2 separate regions of the Homo sapiens genome follow, and region 2 is linked to region 1. Evidence: chromatin loops called from intact Hi-C (ENCODE). Cell type or tissue: MCF 10A. All regions are shown on one strand.

Region 1 (2,500 bases):
TAGATCCGCAAGTGAAGTAGGTGCCATTTATTATCTCCATTTTTTGGAGGAGGAAACTAGGCTTAGCTGGAAACTCAGCAGAGCTGGGATGTAAACCTAGGCAGGCGAGCTTAAGCACTGGATAGAGTGCGAGAGAACTTTCTAGCCCAAGGCACAGGCAGCTTCTCTTCACAAGGTTCGTAGAAGGGGCTAGGCGACCACAGGTTGGGGACTTACGATGCCGGCTGGAGTGTGGAATTGCTGATGAAGGTAACATGCTAAGGTCCAGGCTTCCAGGACTCTCTGCCAGGTCCGGCTGGAAGCAGCAGAACTCTGTCCTCTTCTGCTGCTGTGGAAGCCCCGACTGGAAATGCAGCTCTGGAGTCTCCCTTTCTCTTCGTTAAATCTCATTAACACTTGTGGGAGTTACGCCCCTGCCTCAAGGAGAACACAGACCTCTAATTGCTGTGAAAAGAGGCCTGGGAAACCCCGTTCCTCTACCACCCCTGACTCTGGGTCTCCTCCTCCTCTGCTCACCGCTGGCGGGGGCTCTTCCAGACTCTGCAGCCCTGGCTTGGTCCCCCAGATTATTAAGTCATTTGTAAAAATCAAACTCATGTGCTCTCCAGAATGTCTTTAGGTCAGCTATCACAACAGCATGGTCCTCTGAATTTTTTTCCCGGGTGCATACAGCAAATGGCCAATCCAAGTGCAGTGTAGAGAGATGGCAGGTCTGCAGTCTGTTTGGTCTTCATCCTCTCTGGGGAATCTTCTTTTTCTCTCCCAGTACCACAGACTAATATTCTGATTCACATTCTGTGATGCTGCCGTTCCTTCTTTCTTTTGTTTTTCTTTTTTTTTTTTTATACCTGCATAAACAGCAATGTCCCAAGCTATGTAGACCAGAGCAGTAAGCCAGTGATGAGCCGTGAACACCTGGACACTGATTGGATGACATTTGCAAAGAACTGGGCGAAGCATCTGGGAGCGAATGCTTGCGCTTGGCAGCAGAGCGGCTGGCGCGGGAGAGCCAGGGTCATCCCAAGAACTCTGTGTGATCCCAGTCCAAGGACAGGAGACAGGGCTTTCCTTGAAGGGAGGTACTGAATGAAAGGTGAGTCACGTAACTACAGCGGAGCGAAAAGGAAACAGAGAATGGTGAAGTCAAACAAAGGGGCAGGAAGAAAAAGAGACAACAGCGTTCCTCCCACCCTGCAGGGAGAAAGGAGCCGCCGCCATAACCTCAACTCAGTCCTCTCCCGCCATCTAGTGGTCATGCTTAGTGACTGCAGCACAGACTACTAAGGGGAATCGTGACACAGGGAGGTGTCGGTGAGATCGCTACCTTATGGCCTGAAGAGTAGACATACTCAACACAAAGGGTAACTCGAGCCAAAACCATCACCAGGAAAACAGGCCCTTTTCTGTGGAAGGGCTTGTTTGTTTTGATTCGAAATACTGTGCAATTAAAGAACAGATGTGTGTCTTGCTCAATCTGCAGGTTAATGGAGGTTGGCTTGGAAATTCCCCAGCCCCTAGCAATTTCTTTAAAAAGGATTCACGTGTGTAGCACACGATTAAAATCTCTGTCAGGAAAAGCCAGTTTTTTATGAATAAAGACTATTTGTTACTTCTATTTTCTGACACAATCCAGAAGCCAAACATTCCTTACATTTTGAAGAGGATAGAGAAGGAACCCTGTCACATCAGATCCCTTGTCTAGACTCCACTCCCTAGTCAGGGAACCTCAGGTTTTTATCCTCCTCTAATAATTAGCTTTCCTGTGAAAAATACATGACGCAGGTTCTGGTCAATTTTTTTTTCTGCAGATTTTCTTTCCCCATTCTCAAATACGAAATATTTGAAGTTCCCAGTGACCAAATCTTGGTACAGGTGTTGGCTGATTGAATTATAAAATGTAGAGCTTTTTGGCAGCAAGAACTAATGTGTAAAGAATAAAACATATATACACAAGGAGTTACAGCTTCACAAATATATATGTCTACCACAAGTAATTGTGCTTACCTATGCCAAAATTTTCACATGTATTAGATTCTAAGAGATGACAAAAAGATCAAGTAAATACAGCCTGTCAACATTCCTTTTTGTCTGTGCCTATATATATGAGATGAACAAAATTTGTAGATCTAAGCAGCAGGGTGCTTTCTCCAGGTTCCTCTGCATTCTTTTCTGGGTCACTATAAATCTATATATCTTTGACTGGATATAGATAAAGGTGCAGCCTAGACCTGTCCTTATAGAGAACGTCTGATGTTTGTTTGTTCTACAGCACATCTGTGCAGGTCTGTGGGGTCACCAGTTATTCTGGGAGTGATAATGTAGGCTCCCTTATGTAAGGCAAGCTGTGTTTTACTTTGGTGCTGGATGCCAAGGGTCCAAGCATGCTATAGAAAATTCCACTTTGATGCATTGACTGCTCTGGGGCCAAAGACCCCTTAGAATTGACTCTACTTGAAGCCTGACTTTCAAGAGTACTGAGCCTAGAACAGTCAGAAGAGCT
Region 2 (2,500 bases), 480 kb before region 1:
TTTATTGTGTTTTCAAAGTGGCTTTTTAATGACTTGTAATTCCAGCACATGCAAGAGCTGTAAAGTCTGTAAGTATGGTGAGGGAGCAGCTGGAGAGGCCATTCATTAAAGGGCTGCCCTGGCTCTCCAGGGGGCAGGTTCTCATCGGAGGCTCCTGTTTTCTGTGTTTTATAACTGGAGGTAAAAATACCTGAACGGTTACAGTTCTTCCTCTGGTAAATTCTGCTCAATGTGGAACATTAATTGAAATTACCAGACAAAAGTTAACTTTGTTGGGTGCATGGAGATGTTTCACCTGTCCCTATTTTCTAACGCATTTTTTTTTTCTGTGTTGGGTGTGATCACACTGAGGAGGAGGCAGCCTTGCCAACCAGCTGTTCATTTATTCATCCATATTCCTGGTTTATTTGAAAAAAGCAGTTAAAAAGGAGATTAAAAAAAAAAACAGTTGGAGGCCTTTTTGTTTCCGTGTTTCAGTACATACTAGGGCCAGTGTGGTATCTCAGTTCTTAAATTAAGGAATTCCTTAGAAGCCCTTGGGTAGCAGAAGGTTGTGAATACACAGGGGCTCTATCTTTGCAAAGCTGGTTGTCATCAACAATTGGCAAAACTCAGCATTTCCACTGACATGTATTGAGCCAGAATCTCTCTTCCAATAAATTCTGTGAGCCTTCTTTAAGAGAGCTACATCACCTATTCAATGCATTATTGTTTCTTGCTTTATGACCTATGCATTTGATGGAATTATCCCATTTGTCATCTTTAGACATAAAGCCAACAATGGGACTCAACATGGGCTTTGCAAGACTAGCATTACCATACCACAGAGATGCCTTATAGCCATAGCTAAACTTGAGTGTTTAGTCTGTTAGTCACCCTTCTATGTACTTAACATGATTTAACTCATTCACCCCTCGAGACAGCTCTGTGAAATAGGTATTATTATTATTATTGCCATTTTATGGATGAAAAAGCTGAGGCTCCAAGATGAAGAATCTTCCCCAAGGTTGCCATCTTTAGAAGTGATGGAGCTAGGATTTGAACCCACTTGATAGGTAGTGTACCTACCTAAGAGGAGGTTGGTGGTAAAACAAATCTTATTCTTCCTTGGATTCATACTAAAATTGTAGAGGTGTGCTACATGAAGTTGGCAGTGCTGCTGGGAAAGCCTTGAATATCTCATGTTGTCCCCCATATGAATCCTGTTTCTTTGACCTATTGGTTTGGGCTTTACCAGTGGCCTTCAGGAGGTGACAGGTTGTCCTCATAGGTGGATTTGGCATGCAGAGCCAGGATTGAGGGAAGAGCTGTGAAACATCCAGGAGCCTCTAGCTTCTTACACATCCTCACTTAAAATAAAACTGACTCTCTTGGGTCTAGATTGCACCTTATTATACTATATCATCAGGATTATTTTTCTGTTTCCAGAGTTTTTCCCATGTGCTTTTGCAAGAGAATTTATGTTTCACAGAGCTGAGCTGCAATATCAACCTTTCCCAGAAGATGCCACCAAATAACAAATGGTGTCCTCCAGTTTGGAGACTCCTTTCTGAATTTCCTAGTTACATTTTGTAAATTCATGTTATAACCTCTCTAAGTTATTCAAAATGTAGGCTGTGCTTTCTTTGAATTAGGAGACAAGATAATGCAATGGTAGGAGTAGACAGAGGGTTGTTTTCTTTTGGTGTCTATGTAATTATTTAACCAAGTTTGAGAAATTGTTCTCAGAGGGTTACAATTTATGACTGTAAACTTTGCAAGCAGTGTCAAGGTCCACAAGGAAAAATCACCCCTAAGCAGCTTCCTTAGGTCACCAAAGGTGATTGTGCAGTGATATATTCCCAGATAAAGTCAAAGATCCTGCTATTAAGCAGGATAATATGGAGAAGCATTTACTAAAATGTTTGAAGACAACACTTTTATCTTTGAATTCTGAAAATATAGAGGTTAGGGATGTGGGAGTACAGGGATAGGAAGAAATATTCAGAATCTGTGACACAGAAAAGGTAATTTTCTTGCCTTTCACGGTCATAGAAGGAAAATACATATATGGGTCCCTCAGGTATTACTTTAAATAAATAGAGAAAGAAAGAAATTACTAGAGTGGCCCTGGTTTGAGACCTCAGTGCTTAGAATCACGGTACTGGTTTTTAAACAATAAATTGCTGACCTTTGCTTTATTATGTGACACTCCTATTTTTTTAAGTATGATAAACTATCATGTCACTTTAAGTTATTAAAAACATTTTCTTCTAGATGTGTTTAATGGTTTGTAATATTCTTTCATTACTCTAATAATGTTCAGTAACGCTTAAAAATATGTATGTGGTAGGTACTTCCTATGTACGGTCACTGCATGAGGTGGTCCAGATAGTACAAAGTTAGAATTTGAGCTGGTCTTTGAAGGAAAGAGGCATGAATTAGTAGAGATGAGGGTGTGGGGTCAGTGGGAGAAGACTTTCTATTTATTTTTGAGACAGGGTCTCGCTATATGGCCCAG

What was found. Peaks named below come from ENCODE experiments on the same cell type or tissue, not always from the same donor. Only the 100,000 strongest peaks of a DNase experiment are listed, where the experiment ranks them.
Region 2: a loop joins it to region 1, with 4 times the contacts of the local background. A loop is called at or near these places in 8 of 110 quality-filtered maps.

What each region holds. Positions count from the first base shown.
Region 1 is chr9:19,924,919-19,927,418 of GRCh38, reverse strand. It overlaps a transcript of SLC24A2 not described here. Among named protein-coding and RNA genes, the nearest start is that of SLC24A2, 140 kb to the right of the region's middle. RefSeq lists enhancers at 939-1,048, 974-1,268. In MCF 10A, a CTCF peak has its summit at 1,262 (motif pointing left); a DNase peak (open chromatin) is centred at 1,238.
Region 2 is chr9:20,406,217-20,408,716 of GRCh38, reverse strand. The region is part of intron 5 of MLLT3 (MLLT3 super elongation complex subunit); the gene reads left to right. Among named protein-coding and RNA genes, the nearest start is that of MIR4473, 3.8 kb to the left of the region's middle. In MCF 10A, a CTCF peak has its summit at 1,512 (motif pointing right); no DNase peak of the experiment used is centred here.